3 separate regions of the Homo sapiens genome follow, and regions 2 and 3 are each linked to region 1. A link is a loop called in an ENCODE intact Hi-C map of the cell type or tissue named here. Cell type or tissue: chondrocyte. All regions are shown on one strand. Each heading gives the region's core, and the rest is flanking DNA. Links, peaks and the distances in the headings are about the cores only. Region 1 overlaps KIF5C (kinesin family member 5C). Region 2 has its middle 97 kb from the start of MMADHC-DT. Region 3 has its middle 17 kb from the start of MIR9899.

Region 1 (11,080 bases), core at 2,877-7,876:
CATGTTGAGATCGTTTACATTACAATATTACTACTGAGATTTTTTTTTTCACACAATAGTGTTTGCAATCTGGTGTATATTTTACACTTTCAGCCCATCTCAATTTGGACTTAGCCACATTTTGAGAGCTCAAAAGACACATGTGGATAGTGGCACATGAACAGCACAACCTCCGATTTCCTGATTTTGCTTTAAGTATTTAGTCCTGACAGTCTCAACATTCTCTTCCATAAGTCGGTATCTGTTGAGGCTATGGATATTCAGAGTAACATAATGCATTTTCTCATTCCTAGGGGGAAATTAAAACATTTCTCATTTGCCTGCACTTAGGATAGCAAGCAGGTGCAACAAGGCCCCTAACCCAGACTCTCTGTAGAAAGAGGTTCCCAGTTCCCAAAGGTATGCTTCGTCTCCATCGGATAATAAGATTCTCCAAAAGACCACCCCTGTCCATTTCATTCCACTTCCCACCAGAAGTTCGGCTGGTGCTGGGCGCATCTCCAGGATGAACGTCTAGACCAGCCTGAATGGCCTCTGTCAGCCTGCACCCAACATCAGTAAGCTCAACTTTCAGAAGACACTGAAAGGCTCTGTTTCCTGTCACCGGCTGGAGGCCCTAGCTCTGAGATCTTACTATAGGTTTTGTGCAGAGCTCATGGTACTCTAGGGGATGGGGACAGGGATGACAAGAGGGAGGTAGAGCCTTATCCTTAAGAAATACATGGAATTACCTGGTACTGGAAATACAACAGCCACTAAGAAAAGCCCAACTTCTCTTTTGATTAAAAAAAAAAAAAAAAAAAGCCCTCTGTAACCTGACACATTATGCATTATGCTTTCTGTTTTGCCTCTAGAAGGCTTATATCAACATTTGGTGCTCAACTGTGGTAATATCTCAGATTCCCGCTACCATGCTCTTTTTTTTCTTCACTCTTCTGATTTATATGTTATAATATTGTAAGCAACCTCACATATTTTGCATAAATCAGCAGGATGTAAGTTACATATAAATAGAAAAATTCTCAGTCTAGAAAGGGGTTATTAAAGCAGATACAAGCAAAGTGGGTGAAAAAGGGAGAAGAAATACGGAACAGAAACTGAATAGAAAAAAAAAAACAGAACAACACATTCTTTTTAAAAATACCACCTCTTGGCCAAGTGCAGTGGCTGATGCCTATAATCCCAGCACTTTGGTTTGGGAGGCCAACGCGGGTGGATCACTCGAGGTCAGGAGTTTGAAACCAGCCCAGCCAACATGGTGAAACCCCATCTCTACTAAAAATACAAAAATTAGCCCGGCATGGTGGCTTGTATGTGTAGTCCCAGCTACTTGGGAGGCTGAAACAGGAGAATCGCTTGAACCTGGGAAGCAGAGGTTGCAGTGAGCCGAGATCATGCTGCTGCACTCCAGCCTGGGTGACAGAGTGAGACTCAGTCTCAAAAAAACAAAAACAAAAACAAAACCACCTCTTCACTGACAAGAAAAAATATTCACAGAACTCATTTGGTATAATCACCCACAGTGGCAAAGCTACACAACTAAGAAGGGCTTAAACAACCCTAGAGGGTGATATTTCTGTCATTTTTAGAAGTCACAGAGAGTAAGATGTCTTTGGGAAGAACATGGCCTTTCTGGTGAAATTTTGGGCTTATTGCCAGAATTAGAAGTGAAAAACCTAAAAGCATGGTCATAGTTGTTATTTAAAATGCATTCTGAGCTGAAAACCAATAGGAGTGCCTGCCTGAATGCCACCACTGAAACTGCCATTTCACTTTCTCACAGGTTCATTTCTCCACGCACGCTATCCCCCTGGTCAGATAAGATCCCCTTGGTCGGATGAGATGGCCGTTCTGCGTGCCTGGAGGCAGAGAGGTGCCAGCACATACCTTGGATTGTGGGATTATGGCCTGACGCAATGTTTGCAGCCAAACCGTGTTGACACAGCAAGCACTAGACACAAATGCAATGGGGCGGCCTCAATAACTCCAGCAGACCATAAAGTGACACAATTTCCCCCTGGAAGGCCTCTCAGTCAAAGCCCCCGATCCCCGCTGGGCAAGATTCAGCAGGTTTTGGCTCATAGTTTGGAAGAAACACGGGGCCACAAAGGAGGCCCCACCTGCTTAGTTTAGTCACCTCAAGGAGAGTGAGAAAGGAGAGGAAAAGCACAGGAACTCTGCCAATGAAGGGTCCTTTCTTTACTAGGATGCAGCGTTCCTCTTCATCCCCAGTTAAGGATCTCTACAGGCCTGTCTGCTGAGAAGTCTTTCCAGCAGGCCCAAGAAACATGGATTCCAGCAGGATGCTCTCATCCATCCTTCCCACTATCTGGATCTTCATATCCTTAGATAAATTCATGGGAGAAAATAGATATAAATTTTAAAGGTAAATGGTTTTGCCCTGAGATAAAGCATTTCTGTCTGTTCTAATCCCAGAGAGACTGAGGAGTCTGGAGAATCTTTAAAACCCAGTCCTGTTGACTCTCTTCCAAGTAGCCACTCACTCACTTAGAGGCAGGGGACTGGACCAACTGACCTGCTCTAGGACTTCCCCTGGCACTCTGCCAAACTGGAGATGGTAATTCAAAGTGGCAACGTGTGACCAGATTTAGGAGGAAATAAAATCACCTTTCTTTAGAAGGGGTGGGGAAAGCTAATGAAGGAAGTTAATTATACAAGGGTTTTGCAAGAAGTATTTAGAGACCGTTTTCACACCCAACTTGGGCTTTTGCAATTGCTTGCAGTGGATTTAAGCTTAATCCAAACAGTACATAGTTTTAGTTTTTCTTTTGCCTTTTTATAATTCAATCCCCACATTATAAGAATTACCAATTGTACTCTACTTATCACTGCTGAATAGAAGTGGATTTATCTCATTGGAGCTTTGGTACAATCTGCTGTGGAGGAACAATTTTAGTTGCTCTGAATTTATGACTCTGAGAACCATGAAGCTGAGGAGTATTAAAGTGGAGGAGCCTACTGTGCTGTAGATGGAATCAGGAATTCTTGCCTCCGGGTGCTCCACAATTCCCTTCTTTGGGTTGAGATTGCCAGTTTCAAAGTCCTCTGCCATAGCAGCACCTACCTACAGTTATTTCTGTCCTCTCTCCCTGCAGTCCCACCTCAGCTGTCTTTTCAGGTCTGTCCCCATGACCACTTTAACATTAGCTAACATGCACGGGGGCCTAATTTTTGCCAGGTATTCTTCTAAGACTTTTTTCTCTCTTCTTTCACATTCTCTCATTCAATCCCAGACAAGCCTGTGATACGGGCACTATGATCCCAACTTCCCCATTCCACAGTTTTCTTAGCTGTCCAATGGCCAAGAATCTTGTCTGGTGTGACAAAGGGGGATTATCTTTATATACTTCAACCAAAACAGCACACCGCAACAGACAGAATGCAGAAACAGCTGGGGGAATCCAGCTGCCATCTATTAAATAACCAGGCATCAAAGAGATTTGCAAAAATGTAAAACAATGCCATTTGGCTATTTTTTGTTTTGAAAATAGTTATTTTCATTACAAATCACATTTGTGGTAACATGTATGGGCTTATTACTATTTTTTAAATGAACCCGGCAGTATTCTAAATATTTTGCTTTAATTTCTAATATGATACATATCAATAAATATAACCCATATATATATATATAAACTCATTGATCCTTTTTTGTTTGTTTTTTTGAGAAAGATTGTCATTCTGTCACCCAGACTAGAGTGCAGTGACACAAACATGGCTCACCACAGCCTCAAATTACTGGGCTCAATTTCCCACCTCAGCCTCCCAAGTGGTTGGGACTACAGGCGTAAGCTGCCATACCTAGCTAATTTTTAATTTATTTTATTTTATTATTATTATTATTGAGACAGAGTCTCGCTAAGGCTGGTTTCAAACGCCTGGCCTCAAGTGATCCTCCTGCCTTGGCCTCCCAAAGTGCTGGGATTATAGGCGTGAGCCACCATACCCAGTCTATTGATCCTTTTTAAGAGGAGAAAAGGTCCTAAGGCCAAGAACTTTGAGAACTGTTGCAGAGAAGATCATCGCTCTTAGCCCAGGATCTACCACTCATAGTTATGGGATCTTGACAGCTCATCCCGCCTCTTTGGGATGTAGAATGAGGAGACAGGATCAGGTGATGAGGACAACACAGATGAGCACGGAGTGCTTGTTCAGTGCCAGGCACTAGGCTAATCTTCATGTATTTGTTTTTATTTGTTTATTTATTTTTGAGGTAGAATCTCACTCTGTCACCCAGGCTAGAGTGTGGTGGCATGATCACAGCTCACTGCAGCCTCAAACTCTCCAGCTGAAATGATCCTCCCAGCTCACCCTTCCAAGTCACTGGAGCTACAGGCATGCACTACCACACCTGGCTAATTTTTTTATTTTTAGTAAAGACAAGGTCTTGCTAAGTTGTCCAGGCTTGTCTCAAACTCCTGAGCTCAAGCCATCCTGCTGCCTCAGCCTCTCAGAGTGCTGGGAGTACAGGAGTGAAAGAATTGAGTCACACCACGACACACAAAAAACAGGCATCCCAAACTCTACAAGAAGCAACGCACTCCGGGGTCGCATTGCACCTAGCTCTTTATTTTCAGAAAAAGCCCTTCTTTCATTAAATTATGTGAAGTTTGGTGGTTTGGACTTTTTATTTGTGGTTTTATTTCGATTTAATTTCTAAATTTGTTTTGACTTGACAGTTGTATAAGATCTGTAAGTAGGGAATGTATACTGTTTACAATGTGCAAATTGTATTATAATAAAATAATTTAAATCAACTCTGGGGATCTGTGAGAATTGTATTCCTTTCAAAATACTCTATTTACTACTCAAGTTTGAGATAAAATGGTCTAAATATAGGAAAACCAAGAAAAAAGACCATTCTGCCTTCCGTCTTTCAGAAAACATCTAAGGTTTCAGCAATGCCCTACTGGCGCCATCTGGTGGAGACATTTGAACAAGTCCCCTGGCTTGCCAAAGCACTGCCTGGAAAGGAAGTGGATCTCCAGGGCTCTCAAAACGAGGGAGCTGGGCAGATGTTTAATCAGGTGTCTACATTAAGTGTGGGGCTGCAAAGAAGACTCAGCACTGCCTGAGAGGTTGATTTTACACCGTCTCTGGTCTCAAGAGCGAGACCCTGCTTCCTCCCTCTCTCTCAGCTGATCATCTGGCTTCTTGCCTGCACGAGAAAACAAGCTCTAAGGTGACCTGGATCTTGCCTCCCAATGCACCCCATCTACCGCCCACCCACAGCTGTGCTTCCTCCTCTGCCCAGCTCAGCTATACCATCACCATCGCACACAACTATGCTGTAATATCTCCCATCTTACAACAGAAAAGCAACGCAGCCCCACCTTACCACCACATCGCTCCATTTCTCTGATCTCCTTCAAATAAAACCCCCAAAGTGGGTTCAGCTGCCGGCTCTATTTCCTCACCTAGTCTGTCTAGTCCATGCTAAGGTCACTGCCACCTGGCCTTCTTCAACCACCCAGTCTCTGTCATCATCTTACTCAAGCTCTGAGCTGACCACCTTCCTTCTAGGGTCAAGGTCTTCACTTGACCTCTGTGCCCCCACATGATCCTCAGGCCCCTCTGCTGGTGCCACCTCTTTTCTCTGGCCTTCCCATTTTCCAGTGCCTGGGCCTGGTCCAACTCGCCCCTCAGCTCCCCTCTCTGCTGTGCCCACCTTTTCTCTAGGTTGCCTCCTTCAGACCTGTGGCCATAAACACAATCTACAAGTCACAACTCTCCAGCCCTGGCCTCACCTCAGCCTCTCTCCTGTGCTCCAGACCCACGGATCCAGCCACCTGTTCCACACACCCACTTGCGTGGTGGGCTCAGCTGGATGTCTGAGAGGCAGCACATAAGCAACATGATGGAAACCAAGCTTTCCCACAAAACCTGCTCATCCCCCGATTTTCCCTGGCATGGTTAAAAAGGGACCAATGTTTCCCTAACTGCTAGAGCCCACAAAAATCTAGGAACTACCTTGATTCCCTTCCTTCCTCCTCTTCTTGCTCTCAACCCTCATCAGTAAGCCTGACAGCTGAATCAGCTCTAAGCAGGCACTGACTCAGGCCACTTCTCCCCTGCTGCCACCACCTGGGTCTGGTACCGGACCCTCCCCCATGGCCACCTACAGTGACGCCCTAGGCAACCCCCAGTGCTTACCCCATTCCTACCCCTTCTTCAGGGTCCAGCCCAGAGTGGCCTTGTCTAATCATGAACCAGCTCCCACTGCTTCCACGCCCACAGCCCCAGTGGCCCCTCACACTAGGCTACAATCTAAGTTGCCCACAGCTTCAACACCTTCATTTACTTGGGCTCAACTCCCTCCCCATCCACTCTAATGAAGATGGGTTCTCCCAGATCCATGAGCTACTGCCTTATCAGCCTTGGTAACATTCCTCAAATAACCCTCATTCATTCCTACCTTTGAGTGATCATCGAACCACTTTCTCCCAGGTTGCTGTGTGCCTGGCATTTTTCATCACTCAGTTCTCAACTTAAATGTCACCCCCTCTTCTAAAACAGTGTTCCTATTCCATTAGCCTGTTTTTGTTTTCTTCTGAGCACTTACCACTACTTGAAGTTACCTTATTTTCTGTCCATCTTCCCCTAACAAGCATATCACTGGACAAGAACACAGCCTTCTTGTCTGATTCACTGTGAAACCAAGTACAGAGCTAGGCTCTCAATGCCTGATCCCACTTAGCCGGTAGGAAACCTAAAGCTGACAGAAATCAAGTAACTTGCCCAATGTCACATGGTTGCACTGCACTGCCCCATATGTAGCTCTGGGGTTTGAAAAAGATCATCTCCTCCTGAGGCAGCCCCCTGTGGATTTGAACCAGATAAGATCAAAGCCAGCATTATCCTGGGTTCTTTTGATTTTTGTATATTGGCATCTTCATAGGCTCTGAAACCTTGAGAATAAACCAAAATACTCATTATGGCTATAATTCTTGAACCCTGAAATGAAGCAGAAGGAAATTCCAAAGATATCCAGCTGTAAGAATATGTGCTTTGACTCCACAGGAGGGCTGGGAAGACACAATTGAGATCATTTCTACCCAGGGAAGAGATACTTCAGAATGAAAATCCCAAAGGTCAGGAAAGACTGTCTCAAAAAGGCTTTGCTCTCATCTAAGCAATGAATTCCATATTTTCAATTACTTTTCAAAAAGGATTTAGCATTTCTTTACTTTTCAATTGCAATTCCTGAATCTGTTGATTACTACCCCTTTTTAATCTCCACTGACAAATGCCCAGTCATTTCTTAAAAATAGTCATAGCTTGTAGATAAGTAAATTATATATATATGTTTTTTAGATAGGCTCTCACTTTGTCACCTAGGCTGGAGTGCAGTGGCACAATCTCGGCTCACTGCAACCTCTGCCTCCTGGGTTCAAGCAATTCTCCACTTCAACCTCCCAAGTAGCTAGGGTTACAGGTGTGCATGTCTACGCCCAGCTAATTTTTCTATTTTTAGTAGGGAAGGATGTTTCACCATGTTGGCCAGGCTGGTCTTGAACTCCTGACCTAAAGTGATCTGCCCACCTCAGCTTCCCAAAGTGCTGGGATTACAGGCATGACCCGCCATGCCCGGCCAATATTATCTTTAAAAGCCCTTATGTCAGTTCATAGCAACAACTAGGATACTCAGTTAGAAATAGGCCTTCCCTATCCAGTCGCCAGGATTTATTGCTATAGAGGAACTAAAAACCATTTAGTAACAACTATATGAATTAAAGGACACTATAAACCAACATGTATCAACTACCACCTTCTGCAGTGCTCATCTATACTAGCAGCTAACATTTTTATTGAGCAATTGTTATGGGCTTAGAAGCATGACCTCATTTAAGCCTTCTGTCAATGCCAATGACCAACATAAAAGATTTTCCCCATTTCATATATGAGGAAACAGACCTGAGTTTAAGTAACTTGAAGGAAGTGGAAGACCTAACACCTGAACCCAGGTCCCTTGTCCAATGCCAGTCCCCTCAGCCACACTGCCATCCTGAGAGCTGTAAGAGGGGGCCTGTTTATTTTGTAACCTGGTGAGAGAAGCACCTAGTTACAGAAGCTGTGTCTGAAGCTGTGTGGAGAAGGTATGTCAAGGAGGCTCTGAATTCAGATAAAACCATCAAAACCACTTGTAACACTTTGAGTAAAGAAACAAATTGCCAGCTGGGTGCAGTAGCTCACGCTTGTAATCCCAGCACTTTGGGAAGCTGAGGTGGGGGGAATCACTTGAAGTTAGGAGTTCAAGACCAGCCTGGCCAACATGGTGAAACCCTGTCTCTACTAAAAATACAAAAACTAGCTGGGCATGGTGGCACATGCCTGTAATCCCAGCTACTCGGGAGGCTGAGGCAGGAGAATCGTTTGAACCCAGGAGGCAGAGGATGCAGTGAGCCAAGATCATGCCATTGCACTCCAGCCTGGGCAACAAGAGTGAAACTCCATCTCGAAAAGATGATGATGGGTTGATGGGTGCAGCAAACCATCATGGCACATGTATACTTATGTGACAAACCTGGACATTGAGCACATGTATCCCAGAACTTAAAGTAAAATTAAAAAAAAATGCCACAATGGGTGAGGGTGGTTCTTTCACTCCGAAGGTCTTGAAAGTCTCCCCAGACCTACTGATTTTCACTCTTCTGTATGAGAAGAGGCTACACTGGTGATGAATGGCCAGCATTTGGTTGTTTGGAGCCTACATAAAATATGGGACTGGCAGACCTTTGTTGGAACCCATGAAGAAGGTGACTGTCCCACTGCACAATCTCTGGACCCCAGAATCCCTGGACCAGTATATTTAGTAAGGCCTTGCTGGGAAACACACATACACCTCTATGTGTGCTTTCATCAAATGAGGTGATGCCTATATTACATCTAGCCCAGTGCTGCAGCATATTAGGTGGTCCATAATGCACAGTATGCCAGCTGCCCACCTCAACATCCACTCTCCCTGTCCTTGCTCTAAAAGCATTACCTTTCTTTGGGGTAGTGATGTGCCCAGCTAAAAGACTACCTTTTCCAGCTAGATGTGGCCATGTGGCTCAGTGCTGTCCAGGGAAAGGGAGGCATCAGCATTGCATGGGGCTTCAGGAAGGCTACTTAAAGGAGATTCATTCAGGACGGCTGCTTTTGCCTCTTCTCTGCTTCCTCTCTGGTTGCTAAAGTTGGAATGTAGGCATGATGGCTGAAACTGAAGTCATTTGGTGACCTTGAGCTGGCCTTGAGTTCAGGAGGCAGGCACGTGCTTAACCTAGTTAAGAGGCTAGGTTTCTGTTTTCACTGTGGAGATTCTTAACTACTGATGTACCACCTTCAAATTTCCCTTACATAAGACAGACGTAAACCGCCATCCTGTATAAACCATGGAGAGTTTTCAAACTTCGATGAATATCAGAATCACCTGGAGTACTTGGTTAAAAAGACAAACAAAGCCCAGGCCCTTCCTCTTCTAAGGAGCCTGGGCCTCTGGGTGCTCAAGGATGCTCACATCCACCAAAGTTCGATGACCACTGCTTCAGGCTTTTCTGTTCTAAGCTGCCCAGCTGGATCTTAGAGTTCCCTTCAGGTATCAGCCTCGATACTGACAATATGTAGTCAAAAGCAACTTTCTAACTTCCAGTTTCATTCTATTTCTGATTGGAAGCAGAGATTAGATAGGAATGGGGTGGCCCACCGCCAAGACCATTTCCCATTTTCCTGTCTAGAAGATGGCAGATGATGGCAGGCACACTGCCCGCCCGCGGGCTGCCTCCGCCTTCCCTCCTGTTCCCACTACTCTGACCAGCCCCTGGCCTGCTCGTTGGCACTGCCTGGGGCAGCACAGGTAAAAGTTGTGTGGGGGCAACTACCAAAGCATTTCCCTTGGAAGTTTTAGCCTATGCCTGGGCGATGCCGGGACCCTGAGTGATGGCTCCAGCCCCTCCTGCTCACCTTCTTGCCTTGATGCAGAAAGGACTGGATGAGGAGGGGTCCAGGCTTCACACCTTGCATGCTTGCCTGCCTTGGGAGCCAGCTACCCTAGCAAGGGCTTAGAGTCCAAGGACAATGTTCAGAGCCACCTCTTCCCATCTGCATGTTCAAAGTCAGAGTTTATCTAAACAAAGTTTTCTGGTCACCTAGTCATCTGTCTGCCCGCCCAACTAGTAACCTCTTTTCTCCATTTCCATCAGGATGACAGTTTTCGCTCTCTGCTTCTTCTCTTTTGGAAAGAATATCACTCGTTCCTTTTCTTTTTGCTGGGAGAGAAATGTCGTGCACATGGGTTGTGGGTAGAGAAGCTTGCAGACCACCATCTCAAAGAAAAAAGCATCCTGGACTCATCTAGATATCTTCTTAAAATCCCCACTTGTTGAGTTCAGATAGTAAACATAAAAACATCACTTTCTATTATCTGGCTCTTTCTTTATATTCTGTTCCTGAGACTTAAAGCAACCCCCAACTTCTGTCTGCTGTGGGTAAAGCAGTTGACAAACAGGTAATGCCCTTTGGGATGCCAATTAAAGAGGGGAGTCCCACAGGCAAAACAAAGCTCGGCTGAATCACTCACCACCCCTACCCCTGGAGGGGATTAGGCCGGGCCTGGCTCCAGGTCCCATGGGCCCCAGACAGCCTCAGCTAGAAGACCCCAGGGCTCTGGACTAAGTGAGGACAGGTCTGGGTCTCTGTTTACCTGGAACCCCCAGGGTGTGTGCTGGAGTAGAGCAGAACTCCTCTCTACTCAAGGTCCACTGCCAGGCAGGGGCTTTGGAAAGGCAAGAAGCCTCTGCCTCCAGATAGAGAAACCACCCTTGACATGGGACTCACTTTGTATTTATTTCTGGTAGTGAGTGGAATTTGAAGAGCTGCCTCCTCCCCCTCGAATGGCATGGACGGCCGTTGGAGATGAGGCCGGGTAGTGTCCGGGGCGGATGGGCTTGGCTGTATCCAACCAACAGAAAGAAGAGAGAACAGACATTTAGAAAAGTCTTAACAGCAACCCTGATATCTACAGGTCACCTGTGACAACTAAAAGTCACAATTCTTACCAACAGTACAATTCTTATCAACC
Region 2 (11,080 bases), core at 3,846-8,845, 470 kb before region 1:
GCCAATATCATACTGAATGGGTAAAACTGGAAGCATTCCCTTTGAAAACTGGCACAAGACAAAGATGCCCTCTCTCACCACTCCTATTCAACATAGTATTGGAAGTTTAGGCCAGGACAATCAGGCAAGAGAAAGAAATAAAGCGTATTCAAATAGGAAGAGAGGAAGTCAAATTGTCTCTGTTTGCAGATGACATGATTGTATATTTAGCAAACCCCATCATCTCAGCCCCAAAACTCCTTAAGCTGATAAGCGACTTCCGCAGTCTCAGGATACAAAATAAATGTGCAAAAATCACAAGCTTTCTTATACCCAAAAATAGACAAACAGAGAGCCCAATCATGAGTGAACTCCCATTTACAATTGCTACAAAGAGAATATAATACCTAGGAATACAACTTACAAGGGACGTGAAGGACCTCTTCAAGGAGAACTACAAACCATTGCTCAAGGAAATAAAAGAGGACACAAACAAATGACAAAACATTCCATGTTCATTGATAGGAAGAATCAATAATGTGCAGATGGCTATACTGCCCAGAGTAATTTATGGATTCAATGCTATTCCCATCAAGCTACCACTGACTTTCTTCAGAGAATTAGAAAAAAACTACTTTAAATTTCATATGGAACCAAAAAAGAGCCCACATAGCCAAGACAATCCTAAGCAAAAACAACAAAGCTGGAGGCATCATGCTACCTGACTTCAAACTATACTGCAAGTCTACCATAACCAAAACAGTATGGTACTGATACCAAAACAGATATATAGACCAATGAAACAGAACAGAGGCCTCAGAAATAATGCCATACATCTATAACCATCTGATCTTTGACAAACCTGACAAAGACAAGCAATAGGGAAAGGGTTCCATATTAAATAAACGGTGTTGGGAAAACTGGCTAGCCATATGCAGAAAACTGAAATTGCACCCCTTCGTTATACCTTCTACAAAAATTAACTCAAGATGGATTAAGACTTAAACATAAAACCCAAAACCATAAAAACTCTAGAAGAAAACCTAGGTAATACCATTCAGGACACAGGCATGGTCAAAGACTTCATGACTAAAACACCAAAAGCAGTGGCAACAATAGTTAAAATTGACAAATGGTATCTAATTAAATTAAAGAGCTTCTGCACAGCAAAAGAAACTACCATCAGAGTGAAGAGGCAATCTACAGAATGAGAGAAAATTTGTGCAATCTATTCATCTGACAAAGATCTAATATCCAGAATCTACAAGGAACTTGAACAAATTTACAAGAAAAAAAAAACCCATCTAAAAGTGGGCAAAGGATATGAACAGACACGTCTCAAAAGAAGATGTTTATGTGGCCAACAAACATACGAAAACAAGTTCATCATCATTGGTCATTAGAGAAATGCAAATCAAAACCACAATGAGATACCATCTTATGGCAGTTAGAATGGCCATCGTTAAAAAGTCAGGAAAAAACAGATGCTGGAGAGGATGTGGAAAAATAGAAATACTTTTACATTGTTAGTGGGAGTGTAAATTTGTTCAACCATTGTGAAGACAGTCTGTCAATTCCTCAAGGATCTAGAACTAGAAATGCCATTTCATCCAACAATCCCATTACTGGGTATATACTCAAAGGATTATAAATCATTCTACTATAAAGACACATGCATATGTATGTTTATTGCAGCACTGTTCACAATAGCAAAGACTTGGAACCAACCCAAATGCCCATCAATGATAGACTGGATAAAGAAAGTGTGGCACATATACATCATGGAATACTATGCAGACATAAAAAAGGATGAGTTCATGTCCTTTGCAGGGACATGGATGAAGCTGGAAACCATCATTCTCAGCAAACTAACAGGAACAGAAAACCAAACACTGCATTTTCTCACTCATAAATGGGAGTTGAACAATGAGAACACATGGACACAGGGAGGGGAACATCACACACTGGTGCCTGTCAGGCGGTGCAGGGCAAGGAGAGGGATAGCATTGGGACAAATACCTAATGCATGTGGGGCTTAAAACCTAGATAACGGGTTGATGAGTGCAGCAAACCACCATGGCACATGTATACCTACATAACAAACCTGCACATTCTGCACATGTATCCCAGAACTTAGAGTATAATTTAAAAAAAGAAAATTAATCTAAATAAGGAAATGGAGATGGGGGTCTAAAAAGGCCTGAGGAGGTGACATCTGAAGAAAGACGAGGAAGAAATAATGAGGCCAGTGTGAAGGTCATGATGAGCATTATAGAGACAAAGAAAATTAAGGAAGTAGAGGCAGAAATGAATGCAGAGCCTGGGTTGGGGAAGCAGCACAATCAACAGAGAGGTTGTGGGAGAAAAGAGAACACAGGTGACTGGGGGCAGGTAATGGAGGGTTTGGGTTTTATTCCAAAGGGGAATGACATGATCGGGTTTATATCATTTAAAGATAATTGTAGTTACTGTGTTGAGAATTTATGGAATGTGAACAAAGGTGGAAGAGGCACACGAGTTAGGAGGCTGCTGCACCAGTCCAGCCTGGAGGTGGATGTACCATGGATTAGGGTAATAGCTATGCACATGATTAGAAGTGGTCATATTCAGGATATAATTTGAAGGCAGAGATAATAAAGTCTTCTGATGAATTAGATGTAGTATGTGAGAGAAAGAGTATTAAAGATGACTCCTTGGTCCTGCATCAGCACTACTGGATGAGTGATGGTGCCATTGTGATGGAAAAATCTGGGGAAGAATACAGTTGAGAAGGTAGAAATTGAGGTTCCGTTTTGCCTTGTTTTTTTTTTTTTTTCTGAGACAGAGTCCCACTCTGTCACCCAGGCTGGAGGCAGGGGCATGATCTCAGCTCTTTGAAACCTCCACCTCCCGGGTTCAAGCAATTCTCCTGCCTCAGCCTCCTGAATTGCTGGGACTACAGGTGCACACCACCAAGGCTTGCTACATTTTTTTTTTGTATTTTTAGTAGAGATAGGGCTTCACCATATTGGTCACGCTGGTCTTGAATTCCTGACCTCAGGTGATCTACCCTCCTCGGCCTCCCAAAGTGCTGGGATTACAGGCATGAGCCACCGTGCCCAGCCTTGCATATGTTTAATAGAGCTAACTTTTAGGCATCCAAGCTAAGATGTGTGTGTAGCTCAGGTGAGCGATTTGGACAGATGACATGAATTTGAGGGTCATCTGTAAAGAACTGTAATTTAAAGCTATGACACTACACAGGATCTGCGGAATGAGGGTAGATCCAGAAGAGGAAACAGCCAGGATCTGAGCCTGGGGCATTCCTGCATTTAGTCAGAGAGAGAAGGCAAGAAGGTATGAGAGGAACTCAGAAAAGGAAGACAATGGAAGACAGAGTTCAGACGCTGCCAAGAGATGAAGATGAGGACTGGGAATTGGCCTTGGGAGTTGGCAAGATGGGGGCTGCTGACTTTAGGAAAAATATTTCATGTAAGGGTCGACCAAACACGATAGGAGCGGGTTCAAGAGAGAAAGGGAGAAGAGGAAGTGGGGATATCAAGGACAGACCAACATTTTAGGGAGTTTATTGTAGAGGGAAGTAGAGAAGTGGGGCAGTGGTAGAGGGAGGTGTCGGTCTAAGTCAATATTTTTTCTTTTCCTTTCTTTTTGCAACAGAAGTAGAGGGAGGATCAGTTCTCCTCACTCCTATCACAATGCACTTTCCATCTGACCACATGGATTCTCACTTCATTTGAACTGAGATGAGAAATTATGATGAACTTCACAGTTGGAAGAGTATTTGTTAAAATGGGTGGTATTGCAGCACACTTATACACTGATGGGAAAAAAAACCCTAGTAGAGCTGGAGAAATTATGGATGACATAGGACAGGAATTGACAAACAATTGTTGCAGGACAAATCCGGACTTCTGCCTACTTTTAAAAGTAAATTTTATTGAAACATAGTGACAGATATCATGAGACTTACAATTCCTAAAATACGTATTATCTAGTCTTTTACAGAAAAAGCATGCTGACCCCCGATATAGGAGGTCAGGGGAAATTAGAGGAACGGTGGACTTGAAGAGATTAAGAGAGATGAGATTCAGGGTACAAGTGGAAGCACTGGCCTTAACTACAAGCAAGGACACCTCCCCTCTGTAACTGGAGAAGGCAGGTATGGTATACAAATCACATATTAGTGAATCTGGAGGTGCTTCTTCAGGTTGTTTTCTTCACATTATTTATATTTTTTCCTTTAAATAAGAAGTGAAGTCATTTATTGAGAGTGTGGAGGGAAGAAAGTGTTGGATCTGAAAATATGAGAAATGCATTTAATAGCACCAAGGCAAGGGAAGGTGATGAGAAGAAACATCATATCCAATCATGCAACAAAGAGTATATATCTGCATAGATCTTCCTTCACTGGAGAAATTGCAAATTAAAATACATTAACATGGGACCTCACACAATCACTAAAGATCAAGAGGAAAGAAATATTCTCACCAAGATTTCAAGAAGAAAACAAATGGAAACTAATAATTTGAGATATTAACATCTAGCAAAACTTAAAATGTGTGTTCTCAATGACTGAGTAATCACATTTTCAGATAATACTCCTTAAATGTGTAAACATAAGTAAATAGATAAATAGCCTAATTCAAACACTTTTACTGCAGTCCTCCTAGAAAGAAAACAAACTTGATAACAACCCATATTTTCATAGCAGTGGTACAGCCAAATTAATCCTGGTATATTTATATAATGGAGCTCAGTATATATGTAGATCTTGAAAACATCATGTTGAGAAGCATTCAATTTGAAAAATATTATGTACAGTAAATCATTTATGTAAAATTTACTTACACAAAACAATGTTGTTTATTAATATATATTTAGTAAACATATAAAACCTGACTCACAAAATTCATGACAGCATTTCACTCTGAGGAGAGAAGAATAAAAAGAAAAAACCAGGGAAAGGCTGATAGAGAACTCAATTTATTGGTAATAGTTTACTTCTTTAAAAATCAAATGAAATATGACATATTAATATTTGCTAATTCTGGATGGGAAGTACATGGGTATTTATCTTATCCTTTTTAAAAACTTTTTTATCTTTAGTTATTCGAAATAAAAAATAAATTATAACAGTTTATAAAATTTTGAAAAAACACAAAAACAGGAGCTGAGATAGGTTAACAGGATGAGAATCACCATTATAAAAAGCTCACCAGCCTGGACAACACGGCGAAACTCAGTCTTTATGAAAAAGTACACACACACACACACACACAAAAAAAAAAAAAAAAAAAAAAAAAAAAAACCCAACCAGCCATGGTGGCATGCACCTGTAATCCCAGGTGCATCTACTCGGGAGGCTGAGGTGGGAGGATTGCTTGAGCCCAGGATGTCAAGGCTGCAGTGAGCCGAGATCGCACCTCTGCACTCCAGCCTGGGTGACAGTGTAAGACCCTGTCTCAAAATAATAATGATAACAATCACCATCATCATCATCATCCCATTATCTCAGTGGTCAGGGATGCTGCCGCGAGTAAAGTACAAAGCCCTTCACCCTTTGCTTCCTACTTAGGGGCGTGCAGCCTGAGTCCCAGAATGGATTTCCTCTCCTCCCTATCACCTAGCTGGCTCCCCCTCATCCTTCATCTCTCAGTTTATAAATCATCCTCTCTAGGAAGCCTTTCCTATTTTGTAAAAGTGAGTTATACTTCCCTCCTTTGTACTTGAAAAGTTCTCTTTGTACCTCAACCTTGCAGCATTCATCACTCTAGTATAATTTCTTGTTTACTTGTTTGTCTCCCCTCTGAGATTGCTGGCTTCTGAGGGGAGGGGCTGTGTGGGATCCAGCGTTTCAGCTCCAGCTGGCATAGTTCCTAGCCCTGAGTACACGTGTCCTACATTTTTGCTGAATTTTGTAGCTTCCTGGCCCAGAGTACTGCAGAGGGCAGCATGAGGGTACTGAATGCCTGAAGATCCCAGCGGGAAAAAAGGCAAGACAAACCATCCACTGAAAACCCTTTGCTGGAGCTGGACTTGCATTTCAGAATCAACATCTAAAACTGATTTTCATGAGAAAAAAAAAAGTAGACTCATTTCATTTTTAAAAAGCAGCTGATCTTCAGTCTTGCTTTTTTTCCTTGTTTTATCTAAACACACAAGTAGGGAAAATTGGTTCAGAAATGATTCAAAATTGGATTTTTCTTTCACAGCCACCACTCAAAATCACCCACTTAAACCATTTTTCCTCATAAAAAAAAATCCAAGGCTCAGCCGTATGGAAAACATCCTAATAGACATTTTTCTGTTGTTGACATTTTTCTGTTGTTGCCATCTTGTCCAATTTTGGAAAACGTAGAAACCACATCAAACCTACCTATTTCAGTAAGGAGGAAAAGACGAGGGTGGGACGGGTGGGTAATGCGTGTTGCATAGAGTGAAACCACACCTCCCATGAACTTTGACCTTAGCCCATCCCTACTTTTAGAATCATGACTTAATATTGATGCCCCTTGGCTTCAGAGCTGTTGGTCAGAACACGTCAAAGGCAGGAGCCCCATCCCCTCTGATTTTTGAGGAGCGCAACGTTTCTGGGACTTAACCTGAATGGTGGGTAGCACAGTTGTTCCCGAGTGTTCACTGCCCCTTCCCCCACTCGGTTTGCCCCTGCCACGTGACTTGCAGAGTCCCCAGTTGGAGGAGAGGGGGAGTGTGCTGCTCTGCGCTGCCGTATTGACAGCAGCTTGGCTAAGGGACCTGCTTTGGCCAATGAAATGAGACCGGAAGCGAAAGTGTGTGTTCCTAGCAGAAGGTGTTAAGAGGCATTGTGGCTTCCCCACAGCGATCTTGCTCTCTTTGCCCTCTATCAAGAGAATGGCATGCTCCAGACAGAGGCTGCGCTTGTAGCCTGAATTCCAGAATGAAGGAGACCAATGGTGCCAACTTGCAGCTGATAGTGTGAGCAAGGAGGGAAAACAACAACAACAAAAACCCTTTCTTTTTGAAGCCACTAAGCTTTTAGTGTTGTTGGCTACCGTGGCATAACCTACTGAAAGATGACAGATAGTGAGTTTAATAATAATAATAAACTAAACTGTGCCCCACACAGAAAGCACCAGGGTGCGGCTCAGCGGCTTCTGTGGAAGGTGGGAGGGAACTGTGCCCGGAGTTGGCCTCTTTTCTTCTGCAAGCCCACGTGTAGTGAATGTTCTGTTTCTGGTACACAAGCCGACAAAAAGCCTTTTGATTTTTTTTTTTTTCATCCCAAAGACCCAGAATTTTCTGAGTCTAAGACAAGCTGCCGTGTTCCACTGAACTTCCCAGGGAGAACTTTGCTGTTTGGGCAGAGCAGATTGTTTCCTATCTTTCCAGTCTCATTGGTTGGAAGTGCTAGAATTTCCCAAATTAAAGTGTTTTTCCCCCTGTTGATTTTGCCATTAGCGACAACAGCAGCTTCTCTAGGAAGTTGGAAAACCTTTCATAAAATATTTCCAGAATGTGGGTGTAGCCTAGAGCCTGCCTGTGGTTATCTTATTTCAGAGGAGCAAGACAAGAGTTTCACAGTTGCAGAGAAAAAAACAACAGCGTTTCATGGAAACATGGTGCTCAGCAGGGGTGTTGCTCTGAAGGAAAGAAATTCGACTAGAGAAAGTGATTAAAATGCTCTATTAACACTGGAAATGTAGAATAAACTGGATATTGCATCCATTTGGTTTTAGCGCATTCAATACATGACGTTATTTCAGCTCACAAAAGAGCATTCTGTACATAAAAATAATTCCCTTTCAATACCAAATGTACACGCTGTTGAGAATTCAACATGCCATTCTTATTTGCTATTATCATAGGTCACGACAGTGCCTCTAACTTACTATGTGACCTGGGATAAGTCATATCTCCTCTTTGTGTATCCATGTTCTCCTCTATCAAATGAACTGAGGATGTTTGGTTTAATTATTTCTGAGGTCCCTTGTCACATTTTAACAATAGAAATCTTGCTGCTTCTGTGTACATTTGGTCATTTGAATCTGCTAGTTTTGAATCATCTGCTAGTTTTCATTTGAATCTGCTAGTTTCCTTGAGCCAGTTTTACTACTTCTTTATTATTACTATTTATTGATATGCGGGCTTTGAAAGTAGGTATTTTCTCTTATTTAACAGTTGCTGTTATATTGAAACCTGATATTGATTGTCCCTAAAATGATATTTCTAATTTGTAGATTTTCTTAACAAAAATTCAGAATACAGAGTTGCAGAATCTAAAAGGGATGGGGTGGGGTGGGGAGGGGATGAGGTTTTTCTTCTGCCTGAAGATGGCAAGTGAGTTAATCCATGTTTCCAAAGAAAATAATCATAAAGCTACTCTTAAGAGAATTTCAGCATCTGTCCTGCATCATAAGGCAAGAGTGTTGATTTCCAATGTGCTCCCAGAGTCTATTCTTCATAAGCCAGGACCTAAGCAACAGAAGTTGGTGGTGTGATAGCGACCTCTCTGTTGGTGAATAAAGGGAAGGAAGTAAAATCAGTCACATCAGCATCAACATAGCTGCATGTGGCAGGGCTGAGAAAGGCTCTCTAAGCTTGCAGGTCATTTGATTCATGATCTGTCACACGGTAGATGCCTCAAGCCTTCAGAAGAAGTGTGTGCTGCACATATAGTCAATGGCCAGTGTTGAATCTCTCCTGGAAGGTAAAATGACTTGTCCCATGAGCAGCCTTCCTCCCAAATAATTCCAGAATGGGCAAGGGCATTAACTCATCTTATCCAAATGTCTCCGACTTTTCTCCACTGAGTTAACATAAACATTCTTGTTAATATTTCCAAATGAGAAAAAAAGAGATCTCAAAGATAAAATATTGATGGGATACCAAGTTTAGAGAGGCTTTGCAGATACAGACATTCTCATACACTGTTGGTATAAGCTTAAATTGGCACCTCTTTCAAGAGGGTAACTTGGTAACATAGAACACAGCTATAAACGCATAAAATAATTCCATTTCTATTAGTTATCCCACAGTTACCTCTAGAGGGTGCACAGATGTTTATGGCATAATTGTTTATAATAGCAAAATCTAGACACAACTTTTAGAACACACTGAATTTGAGTAAGTAGGGGATGAGTTAAATAAATTATGGCCCATCTATACAATGGAATACATACAGCCACTTAGAAAACAAAATGAATCTACATGTGCTAGCAGCAAAAGATGTTCCATATGTACTAATTTTAAAAGGCATATTGCAGATCTTGTTTTCTACATGTATATATGAATTCATTCACATAATTATATAAATACATGCAAAATTGTATATGCATTAGAAAATATTTAAAAAGTATACTCAAGAAATTATTAATAGCAGTTATTGCTGAAGAATGGGAAGAGATGGAGTGGAAAGGGAGAATGGTTTTACTTTTCTACAGAACAATTTCAAATTTCAATGCTCATGCATTACTTTTATATAAAAAGATTTTCAAAGTAAAAAACTAGAAACACCTAAAAAATAAGAAAGAGGAAATGATGAAATAAATTATGGCGCAATCATAAAATGTAATACTAACCAACCATTAAAAATTATTTCCTACAGTTCTACTTGCTGACAGAAAAATGTGATATATTGGTAAATTTTCAAGGCAGTTTACAAAACAAAAAGAGAAAGAGGGTGAGCCTGATAAGCACCGGAGCCCCTTAGGGGTGCATTCCAAGTCATGGTCTTTGTCACACCAGTGCCAGCACAGTGCCCAGCACACCCGTCAAGAAAGGACTGCTCATTTGATGCTCGCACATGCCTGCACCTGCACATGCTATGGGCTTACATTGCTGATGGCTGACCCTCGCAACAAGCTCATTTATCCCATTTTACAAGCAGAAGATTGAAGAAGATTAGGGAGAGTGTTTTAACTAGCGAAGCTTGAATCCGAACCTAGATTTGTCTTTTCAAACAGGAATATTTGTGAGACAATTAATCAACACATCAAAAAACATTCGAATGAACTGCAGAAAGATTATAGGACTACACTTGAGTTAGTACAAGAGTGAATGTGGAACTCATAATTCAGGAAGAGATCATTACCTTATCGAAACACCTGAGCAGTGAGGGGGCATGGTCTTTAGACCAGGTATTGAGTTCCTGATTTCTTGACTTCAGGTATATAACTGGAAATAAATATTGAAAGGATCATTAATAATCACATAGTTCACTGTTTTTCAAACTATAAGTTTTAACCCATTAGTGGAGTCATGAAATCAATATTGGTGTGTTGAAATTAAGACTTTTAAAAAATAGTAAACTGGAACAGAATGGAATAGAGACAATATTCAAGTGTAATATAATAATGAATACTGTGAAGGTCTATATCTTTTTGTGAAATGTATTTCAGTTGCATTTTTATATACATTAGAAATATGTGCATTGAGTCACACTACAAACTATTAGGATGAATGGCAGCCAGAAATGTTTTAAAACCCCTGATTCAATGTCTACTCCTTCACCAGTTGGTGACCCTGAGGTCTGGCGGGATTAGGTGGCTCCTTTAGGCCATAGTGTCTTTGCCTGCAGAACCTGGCTCCATATTGTGCTTCCCATGTACATTTTGTGTTTTAATGTTCCCATCTTTCAAATGGGGCTAATTTTGAGCTCACCTTTCTGACAGGGCCATTAGGGGAATGAAATTATCTTAAAATGCTTTGAAAAGATAAAACCTATAAATATGGAAACTCTACCCCATAAGACTTGCCGTGCTATTAATACAGGATGAGCTGCTGGGCTCTGGCAGGATCCAAAGTCACTGGCTCAGCGTCAGACAAACAGAGCAGGTTTCATGACCTGGAGAGTGAGAATTCCAGGTCCACATATGCTGACAGCTTAGAAAAAATGTTTCCAATCCCTAAATGGCTCACAGGTAGAGAGGAAAGCATGTGGCACAGGACCAGCAATGCAACATGGCAATGAGTACTTACAGAGCATTCCACATCACTGTCCTCCAAACGCCTGAAAGCAATTCCCTTTCAACTGCAATCCTTGCTCTATCTGCAACCCTTTAGCCTCAACAGGTGTACTAAATTGATAAGAAAGTTGCAATTGTGATTCACCTTAATGCTT
Region 3 (11,080 bases), core at 2,476-7,475, 300 kb before region 1:
AAGACACATGAAAAAATGCTCATCATCACTGGCCATCAGAGAAATGCAAATCAAAACCACAATGAGATACCATCTCACACCAGTTAGAATGGCAATCATTAAAAAGTCAGGAAACAACAGATGCTGGAGAGGACGTGGAGAAATAGGAACACTTTTACACTGTTGATGGGACTGTAAACTAGTTCAACCATGGTGGAAGTCAGTGTGGCGATTCCTCAGGGATCTAGAACTAGAAATACCATTTGACCTAGCCATCCCATTACTGGGTATATACCCAAAGGATTACAAATCATGCTGCTATAAAGACACATGCACAGGTATGTTTATTGCAGCACTATTCACAATAGCAAAGACTTGGAACCAAGCCAAATGTCCAACAATGATAGACTGGATTAAGAAAATGTGGCACATATACACCATGGAATACTATGCAGCCATAAAAAAGGATGAGTTCATGTCCTTTGTAGGGACATGGATGAAGCTAGAAACCATCATTCTCGGCAAACTATCACAAGGACAAAAAACCAAACACCGCATGTTCTCACTCATAGGTGGGAATTGAACAATGAGAACACATGGACACTGGAAGAGGAACATCACACACCGGGGCCTGTTGTGGGGTGGGGGGAGGGGGGAGGGATAGCATTAGGAGATATACCTAATGTTAAATGACAAGTTAATGGGTGCAGCACACCAGCATGGCACATGTATACATATGTAACAAACCTGCACATTGTGCACATGTACCCTAAAACTTAAAGTATAATTAAAAAAAAAAATCTCTTCCAATTCTCTCCCATTCATCCAACTCCATAGTCCCTGTTCCAGGAACCATGGGCAAAACTGCCTTACTGTACTAAAAAGTGATAACAAACTCTGAGTCCTAACTTTTACTCCCCCACTTCATAACAAATGCTTTAAAGAACTTAAGCAGAATGTCTGCTTTCACTTTGTCACATTGTTACCCTGGTTCTTCCAAGCACTCAGCTTTCCCACCGAGCTTCTTTTAGACATCTTCGGGTATCCTTTGATGATGCATCTTCTGCTTTCACATGCTCTGGCGTTCCTTCACCGGGGTCTTTGTGGCCCCACAATTTCCTCCCACAACACCATTACACAGAGTGGGTATTTGATAAATATTAGTTAAATGATTAAACAGATAAGAATGAAAATAAAGTTAGGGTTTTACAGGAATATAACAAGATTTTACATTCAGATGAGCACGCTCCCCTTCAAAGTAGCGACTTTGGCACATTACATTTTTCATTCCAGTGGTGCTGCTTTCATTTGAAAATATATTCCCTCTCCTATTTCTGCTTATTAAAATATTGCCCTTTCTTTAAGTAAAATTGTTTTTCTTAAATAAATTATTGACTTTCTTTCCCTCAATGAGCCAACAATAAATTTAACATGTCTTAACATTTTATTCATTTTTCAATATCCCAGGTAGTGTCCAATTTATCTTCTTTTCCTCTAACAAATATAAGAAGTTTATATAACAGGCACAGAGTAAAAATAAAAATTCAGATTCTATGCAAAGCTTGAGAGACTTTGGCTCAAAAAACCATCATATTTCCAGATGTATCACTAAAAGTAATTTTCATTTATTGGACACTGATGGTTGACATTAAGCTCTTGAAATATCATTAAAATATTTATGCTCTAACCAGTTTGCACAGTCAAATGACTTTTAAAAAATCATTTACAGCTAAGCTGCTGTTATGGAATTTATTATAAGAACTCAATTTTCTCTACCAGTTTTCCTACAAGGAAACGGTAATCCTGGCTACCAGTAGAGACCCCTTAGTTGCTTTGAGACATCAATCAGTTTTATGTCTCAAGGCAACTAAGGGGCGTAAGTGTCTTGTTTGTGTCACGGAGCACTTTTGCGTAAACACATAGACCATCCTACATGGGACTGACACTATAATTCTTCAGATAAATAAGCTTTTGTCCTAATGACCATCTGACAATAAAAATATTGGGGGCTAAGGAGAGGAAGTTAAGGGAGATGGGCAGATATATATAAGCTAAATAGGATATTGTAAAGAAAGTCTAAAAGTTTTATTACCTTCATTTTTTCTAGTTTCTATCACTCCACTTGAGAGCAAGCATAGTTTGAATTTTTCCCTGTGATCTTATTTCTGTACTCAGGGCCAGGAAAGGTGAAATGGGTAAGATTTTAAGACACTGCGTTTCCACCATCCCATCAACTTTTTCCCTTACCCCCATTGCTGATGCCTATAATTCCACCATCAGAGCAAGTTTCCTTAGTCAGATGGCAAAGAGGGTTTATTTTGAATTGAGTACTAATCTGAAATGTGGTAATGGCTGCCTGGAACACAATGCTAATAGGGATCATGATGCCAATTTGATGGATCAGTTAACCCACTTTTATTTTAATTTTAGGCATGTACAGATTGAGGTAGTTGGGACATCCAGATAAGATTACCCAGTGGGTAGTTGAATGTGCAGGTCCGAAGTCCAATAGAGACAATAGAGATAGACATTTTGAGACTTAAGTATAAAGTTGAACCTCTCACTACTCTCCACTTGTGTCCATAATAGACAGGGTGATCCACTCATGCACTTGTTTCTTCTGAGCTCAGCTTGTTTCTTTGTACACTGCTGCTCAAAGCCACCACCAACAGACAGTTGGAACCAGATATGAAAAACAATCTTCATTACAAGTTGTATTAGGTTGGTGCAAAAGTAACTGCAGTTTAGAATTACTCCATGTTTAGCACTCTGTGGGCTAGTACAACAGGATAGTAGTCAAGGAAGTGTTTATGATAGTAAGATCATTATTCAAGTGACTGACCATGTTATCTAAATTGGATAAAAAAAAAAGAAAATAACAGGAATATACTTTAAAATAATTTTTTCCTCATGAGTCACAAGAATCACTATGCCCAGGTACTGTATTTTCTCACCTGGTTTCCTTAGCTCTTGTGAGTGTATTTTCATGCATAGATACTTTTTCAAATTGATGTTCCTGCAGGGAGATGGACCTGGAGAATGCTATTATGCCATCTTCCTGAGGTCCCTCCCAGTCCCAAGAATTGAAACCAATAGAATTCCCATGTCTTGTGCTAACCAATTCTGGGACCAGGAATACTTTTCTCTCCCTATGTTAAATATGATTGAGACCAAGCAAAAATTAGCCTAACTCTTTGCTTCATAAATACCTGTTCCTGTCCACCTATTTAAACTGTTTTCATTTTGAGAATAACTTCTCAGGGAGTGAGTACTTCAAGATCCTCACCTCACTGGGCCTTCCAATCTAAAAGTATCATGTTATAAACTGCCCGTTCGAACCAGTCCATTTCACAGGGTTTTCAGAATGCAGGAACTATCTAGTTTGTCTTTGTGAGCCTAAGCTGAAACTGGAAAAGAAACCTGGAGTATAAGGATAATCTTTCAATCACTTAGCAAATGCCACTTTTGTTAAGTATCCCTCATAATCTCATACAGATACATGAACACACCTCCTACAGTGAATTCCTTTATTGTCTTTGCCACTCTCAGCAAGGAATTGCACGTGTGTGCATGAGTATGTGGCGGAAGTGGTAGCCTCCCACAAATTTCAAGTCCTTTTTCCTGTAATTAAAATACAGATACCATTGGGTGGGTAAAGTTCTGAGTGAATTGCTTAACAAGCATGAGCCAGATTTCGACTATTGTGTTGTGAGTAAGCCCACTCTCTACTGGGAAGTACTTGGGGGCTAAAGTGCTTGCCTGTATTTCTTCTGCAGATGTCACACCTTGTCACCAGCCACCCCCACCGTGAGGAGAACACCCTGCAGGCATCTGTTCCCTTGAGTAAATGCCACCCTCCAAAGGGTTTTATTCTTTCTACAGGATAAAACATGCTTTCTTTGCACAAAGTCCATTCCTGATTCCATAAGGGGCGCACATGCCAAAAAAAAATTCTTCTCAGAACTAAATAAGTGATCTAAAATGCAGAGGATACAAAGTTTTGTGTTTTTCCCACTGGCTGCATCTTATCAAAGGAAAGATTCTTATTGCTGAATTATGAACAACTGATGGTGTGCATTAATTAAGTTATTGGAGTGAAAAGAAAAAAAGGGAAAACTAACAAGTATTTTGGTTGTCAGACACAGGAGCCTTTCCATGCAACAGAGTAGAAAAAGCCTGGTAAGATGTATTTTGTTGGATTTCTTCAGTCTTTGCCTGGGGCAGTGCAACCCCTGGCTTTGAACAAGGTCAGGTGCATTGTGCATGCCCACGATTTAAAGAGCATTGAAAGATTCCTGCAGGGGGTGTAACCCCAGTAACAAATGGCTCTGTGGAGGAGAAGGGACCCCACACAGACTGCCTCTTTATCTCCCAAAGGTAGGGGCCCTGCAGGCTCTTAACTAGTGGGGGTGGGTTAACACCTGCTCCCAGAAAAAATGTACTCAGGCTCTCTGGTCACAGGTAGCTGACTTCCTGATAGGCAAGGCTGGAGGCCCCTTTCATGGGGAATTTTTCTGTCTCCGTATAAATGCAAAATGGATTGTAAATAACTGTACAATGTTTTCCAAGTTGAAGGTCAATAGGCACTAACTCTCAAAGCATGTAGCAAGGAAATCCCCCCCGAAAGTGTCAAATATGTGTACACATTTCTATGTTGTATATAGTTGTCCATTTTTTTATTTCAACATTACCTTTGGATATATAAATATTTTTATTAAGCGTCATAGTGCACTTGATTAAGAAAATTTGGGATACCTGGAGTAAATCAATCAGATAATTGATATTTATATTGAAGCTTACTGTGTGTGGCTACCAGAAAATATGTCATTTAGGGAACACTTTAATGATAAGTCATGGTCCCTGATTTTAAGCGGTTGGCAGATTATTTGGAGAATGGTGCATGCACACACATAACATTTCTAGCAAATCAACAAGAACCAACTTGTACAACATACCACAAATATTAATAGAAGATATCGATGCTCAGGCTCTGTCAAGTGGAGGAATAAATAGGAGTTAATCAGAGGTGTCTTCCACAAGGATTTCTTATGTTGTTGTAGAGGATGTGGATCTCACTCCAGAGACTTGTGCTTGAAAGAAATGTCATTTATTTACCATTTTCAAATGAATTAATTCAGACTTTTATAATGATCAAAATGCAGTGAATTCACCTTCTGTGAACAAAAAGCAATGACAGATGAAATATTTTTTAAAAAGAAAAAAAAAGCGGGAAGATCTAACTAGGCTCTGGTACAAGATAAACATCTCCGTGGACCAGAAACAAAAGAAAACCATAAATCGTGGGTTGTCTGAGCTCTGGAAGTAGACACTAGTGACTGAGGGTTTGGTCCCTATGGGAAAAGGAGTTTTAAATGTGAGTGAGACCTGGAGCAGAGCCAGGCTTCCTATGTGATGCCAGAGGCAAACAACGCTCGCTGCTCTATTATGACTATGGCTTCAGATGAAGCTGCAAACCTGAAGAGACAAAGGGCGAAGACGAAGTGTGACTCCCAGGAACCGAGCCAGCACCATGCAGACTCGGTAATGGATCTGCTATACTCCACAATGTCCCCTAGGGGCAGTACATCCCAAGCTGGATTGTAAACCTGATTCTGGTTTAGGAGTGAAAGGGCTGGGCTAGGTAAAGAAAACCACTAAATTCTTAGGGAGGGAAAAGTTTGAAGGGGATGCTCAAAATGAGCCTGCAAACCAAAGTTCAAAAACACATGAAGAAGTCTAATTTCTCAAAGGACAGCCAAGGAACAGAAGACTTGGTAGTATAATTCAGAAACAGTAATTCACCCGAATAAAAATTATTTTAGAGAATAGCCTGAAAATAGGTCAGAATAAATTTGTTGATGTGGTTCAAAGACATAATAAAGCATTTATACATTAAATAAATAAATTATGGAACATAAATAGGCAGAAATGAAATGAAGCAAATTAAATCACATCATCAGCTCCCACATTGTTGGAAGAGCTGGGAACCAGCCTATGTAATAATCAGACTCCTTCCCCTACCTCGGAAGGGATGATAAGACTATGAGGCTTATCTAATATTATAAGATGAATGAAAGATCCCTATGGTTAGTCCATCCTGGCCATTGTTACTATCCTCATGTCTAGGCTCTTACAGTCTTCCATGATGACTGAACTGCTTGAGTTACAGGTGGACAGAGGTTATATGAAGCTGAGACCCCCTCCTGTTCAGAGCTGAGACTGCCTACCTTGCATCTCTTCAGAAGTCATGTCACTGAACAGAATGCCACCAAGAAGGAGGACACTTTCTCTCTTAGAACATTCTATTACTATTGTGTTTAAATATACAGATTCTCAGGCTGGGCTTGGTAGCTTAATGCCTGTAAATTCAGCACTTTGTGAGACCAGCATGGGAAGATTCCTTGAGCCGAGATATTTGAGACTAGCTTGGGCAACATGGAGAGATCCCATCTCTACAAAAAAAAAAAAAATTAACCAAGAGAGGTGGCCAGTACCTGTGGTCCCAGCTACTTGGGGAGACTGAGGCAGGAGGATTGCTTGAGCCCAGGAGGTTGAGGCTGTGGTAAGCCATGTTTGTGCCACTGCACTCCAGCCTGGGCCTCAGAGTGAGACCCTGTCTCCAATATATATGTTATATATATCAGATACGTATCCATATACATATATAACATATATATAATTGTGTGTGTGTGTGTGTGTGAAGGGGAGAGAGAGAGAAAGGTTCTCCGGCCCTACTCAGAAATTTTGATTTCCTAGATCTGGGGCAGGGCTTAGAAATTAGCATTTCTTACCAACTCCCTTATGATTCTTGTGCAGCAGGCCCATACTTTGGAAAACACTAATATCGTTTACAATCCTCATTTTTCAAGTGATAAAATCAGGCAGAACCAGAGAGAACAATACTTGCCCAGGTCACACAGCTAATTGTTGTTATAATAAAGCCCAACCCTTTTTTTCTGCTTGTTTTGGGTTTAATTCTCTCCTGTTTGTCTGGTTTCTTGGGTGGAAACTGAAGTCATTGATTTGAGACCTTTCTTCTAATATAGGGGATGAGTGCTGTAAACTTCCTCCTATGCACTGCTTTATTGGAATCCCACAAATACTCATATCTTACATTTTCATTTTCTTTCACTTCAAAATACTTTTTAATTCCCATTTCAAATTCTGTTTTGATCCATAGATAATGTATAGGTGTGTCACTTATTTTTCAAATACTTGGAAATTACCCTCCCTGGACCACACTTCGAAACTGTTTCTAGGCAATAAGTTGGGGGCACTTACAGGGCTCACCTCATTTGTTTCCTCTCTCTCAGATATCACTGGCCTTCATTGCCTGATGTCCAATGTCCTGAAAATGTTTGCTTCATATATTTTGTTCAAGTTTTTAGTTGTTTCAGGTGGGAAGGTAAATCTGCTCCTTGTTATTCCATCTTAAGCAGGAGGCCACTCCAGCACCTACCTCACCCCACAACACAGCTAGAGGGTCAAAGCCGGGCCATGCCACAGCTCTGTGTCCATACACGATCCTCTCAGGGCAGCGTGGTGGCCCCTCCCTGCTCAACCTCATTATCCTAATTTCAAGCTTCCTTCAGCCGCAGGGAAACCTGTCCTGCCTGCAAAGAGGATGGAGCTCCTTGAAGAAGGAACTGTGTTTTCTCCAGCAGCTCGCCAATGCCCAGTATACACTAGGGGCTCAGTTATTGTTTGTCTTGTTTTCTTGTTGACTCTACTCTAACTTAGGACATGTCACTTTCCCCTGCTGACCTCCATATTCAGATCTGTGAATAAGAGTAAGTGGGTAACGTACCTTCTACCTTTAACTATAGAGCAAACCCTAAAACTAGAACCAGAAGCTGAGGACTTGTGAATGGGGCATTTTCCCTGGCATGATGGATAGGACCTACAGATGTGGCTATTAGGATGTTAGCTTGCCACTTGAATATTTCTGCAGAATTTTACCCTAGTTTTCAAATCAGACTCAAGAATGACCTTTAGTGTTGGTGGTTTTTTTGTTTTTTGTTTGTTTGTTTGCTTTTTCTGTGAGTGTGTGTATTTTGAGACTTTGACACAATAGCTTCTGGAAATCTTTTTCACGGAGAGTATGTGGGCTTCTTTGGCCAAATTGGGTGGATGAAGGCTCCCATGTGCTTGGCGGCTGCTATGTGAGCTGCAGCATGCCCCATGCATCCTGCTCTTCTACAGAGGTTTTTTCAGACATTACCCTGTGTCTGGCCATGTCATTTGTCAGAGGTGTAAAACCAACAACCAAAAGCCTGAAGCTGCTGGGATGAGCACCTGCTGCAGAATCCTGGCCCCTCACAGAAACATTAAGAAGGTGCTCCCGCCCTCCGCCACTGCGACTGCCAGGATCCTACTCCCTGGAACACCATAGTCTGTGTAGGCAGCAGACCTGGTGAGAGCTGCCATGATGGTGAGGGCTGAGAGCCAGATGGTTGGGTTAGAAAGGCAGCAGCCTGGCCTCCTGAGAGCAGAGAGACTCGGCCTCCATCTCCCACTGGGAGCTGCCATCTTGTCGCAGCTTTCCTCAGGAGCACTAGGAACGCTTTCCCAGGACCCCCTTTCTCAGCTTCCCTTAGCAGGACTCCCAGTGGGCTGCGGCGGCCGGGGACTTGGAGCAGGGAGCGGAGGGGCAGCCAATGGACCTGAGGTGGGCTGACGGCCAAGGAGCCTCCTCAGGGCCTGTCCCTGCCTGGCTCTGGGCCTGCGCTGCCTCCACAGCCTCCGGGAGTCCCCCTGTTGGAGACTTTAAACAGATCTGAATTGCCCCATAGCTTCCGGAATACAATGACATTTGCATGTCTTAATTTTTCTAAATAAAAGAAATCTGCTTCTGACACCCCTTTACCAAGGTTGATGGGAAGGTTGGCTATCAGGGCTTAGTTGACACTCTTGGATCTTACAAGAACCTCAATCTTACATTGCCAAGAAAAATGGAAGATAACTCAGTTGAAGTGGAGCTATTTTCTCTTATGCCTCAGGCCTTTAAGGGTATACAAACAACTAGCATCGCATACAGTCCCTCCAACACTCTTCCACACTCCCACTAAGCTCAGCTAAGGGAATCTTTGCTGGGACCTCCAAAGCTATGCTGCTTGGTTCCCAGTTTCACAGAGTCATTTCTATCTGAGATTCTACCATCTCTAGAATATTGTAGTGCAGTGACCTCATCGCTTTGCCCAGTTGCAAGAAAACTACCATACTCCAGGGTCAGACACTGTAACATAATAAAATATAATATATTTGGTCTCTGTCCCTGGTTCCTGCCATAGAGCTCCTAACACCCTTGTAATTTCCTAAGTGCTAGGAGTATTAGAAACATCTTTTGTATAATGTGGTCTTTGATCCTGGTTCTTGACACAGAATGGCCTAAATCCCTTAGAATTTCCTGAGGGGGATAAAATCATCTTGTGTTCTAATGAGGCAACTTTGGATAGGCTTCTGGCTAGGCTAGCTTCAGAATGGGAGCTGGTAGCCCCCATGGCCATGGTTAGAGCTTGGAACTTTCAGTCCTACTCCCCATTCTTCAGAAAGGGAAAAGGGGCTAGAGATTGAGGTAATGGTCAGTTATACCTCCCTAAAATTCCCTAAAGTATGGCGTTGAGAGAGCTTCCAGGTTGGTGAACACGGCCATGTGCAGGAAGGGTGATGCATCCCAATTTCACAGGACAGAGCTCCTGGGCTTGGGACCCTTCCAGATCTCACTCTGTGTATCTCTTCATCTGGCTGTTCACTTGTATCCTTGGTTATATTCTTTATAATAAATCAGTAAATGCAAGTAAATATTTCCCTGAATTTGAAGCCATTACAGCAAAGGATCAAACCTGAAGAGGCTGTCATAAAAACTCTCTGTTTGTAGTCAAGTTGGACAGAAGCATGGGTAACCTGGGACTCACTACTTGTAATTCGCATCCAAGCTGGGGGACAGTCTTGTGGAACTGACCACTTAACCTGAGGGGTCTGCACTAACTCCAGGTAGTTTAGTGTCATAATTAAATTGTAGGGCACAATTGGTGCCTGGAGAGTTGGAGTACTGGTTGGTGTGGGAATGTCCTGTCCCCACATTTGGTATCAGAAGTGTTGTGAAAGTAGATAAAAACAGTTTGTTTTTCCTATTTAGCCCCTTTCCTCTTCCACCTAAACAGCACCAAGTCCCCATCTTGTTCTCTTTTCAGACAATGCAGCCCATTTTCTCAATGGACCAAAAGCAGTGTTTTTTATAGTGTGGTCTAAAGAACACTGGTGGTCCCTGGCAGCTCATCGAATAAGCTGCATGTGTTTTAACAGTTTCAGATAAATAAAAGCATGTAAGCAACTTTGTTTCCAACCAGTTCACAAATTGGAAATGTAAGATTAATTATGACTTTTACAGAAAACCCATTGGATTCTTTGTAATAAACCCAAGCTTACCAGGAAGCCTCTGCTGGAATAGATGCCCACAGGAATAAGATGAGATAGTGTAAGAAAGGACTAGTATAAGAGATAAGCCCTTGGTGTTTTGTAGGTAGCATTAGGCATTAACCAATGTGACCTCTGCAGAAGAGCAAGAGAGGTCTCCTCACACACTGTCACTCATCTTGTCAGCTCCTTCAGCTTCCTCAATAAAAAGAGTGCAAAGCAGCTGAAGCAGGATCTTCATAACAAACAAGAAAATGCTAACACACCTCAGGGTTTAGAGTGCGTGACATGAAGACCCCACCACTGTGCCACATAAAATAGTAACAGGATTGATGGTAAAGGAAATCATGTAATGGAATCTACTCTATTTAAAAGCCCCGTCATTAGTCTCCATGAACATTGTTAGACATTTTAGGAAAAGCTAGAAAACATATTTAGGAGAGAATGAATTTAGTCAGTGGGATAAAAGCTACCAGGTAAAAGCTTAAATTAGCACTCCCTTCCCCATGGTAACTCTTCCCCATAACCCTCAAATTCAGCCTAACACATCACAGCTCTATTGGTATATGCCTTTTCTTCCCTGACACTAGAGTAACTAATAGGATCTGATATCAACAATCATGAAGTAGTCCCAGAACAATGCAATACAACCAAGAACAAGATTTTTTAAATGCTGCCTAAGAGC

What was found. A loop is a pair of places that touch in the nucleus more often than their neighbours do. Peaks named below come from ENCODE experiments on the same cell type or tissue, not always from the same donor. Only the 100,000 strongest peaks of a DNase experiment are listed, where the experiment ranks them.
Region 2: it touches region 1 in a loop (5-fold over the local background); 4 of 110 quality-filtered maps call a loop at or near these places.
Region 3: a loop joins it to region 1, with 6 times the contacts of the local background. A loop is called at or near these places in 50 of 110 quality-filtered maps.

What each region holds. Positions count from the first base shown.
Region 1 is chr2:149,011,440-149,022,519 of GRCh38, reverse strand. KIF5C (kinesin family member 5C) reads right to left here. Exons shown (of 26, transcript NM_004522.3): 25 at 10,837-10,950. The coding sequence ends at 10,844. Among named protein-coding and RNA genes, the nearest start is that of LYPD6B, 22 kb to the left of the region's middle. In chondrocyte, for the core only: CTCF peaks have their summits at 4,727 and 4,947 (motif pointing left); no DNase peak of the experiment used is centred there.
Region 2 is chr2:149,485,317-149,496,396 of GRCh38, reverse strand. It overlaps a transcript of LYPD6 not described here. Among named protein-coding and RNA genes, the nearest start is that of MMADHC-DT, 97 kb to the left of the region's middle. In chondrocyte, for the core only: a CTCF peak has its summit at 5,922 (motif pointing right); no DNase peak of the experiment used is centred there.
Region 3 is chr2:149,308,105-149,319,184 of GRCh38, reverse strand. No RefSeq gene overlaps it. Among named protein-coding and RNA genes, the nearest start is that of MIR9899, 17 kb to the left of the region's middle. In chondrocyte, for the core only: CTCF peaks have their summits at 5,332 and 5,557; no DNase peak of the experiment used is centred there.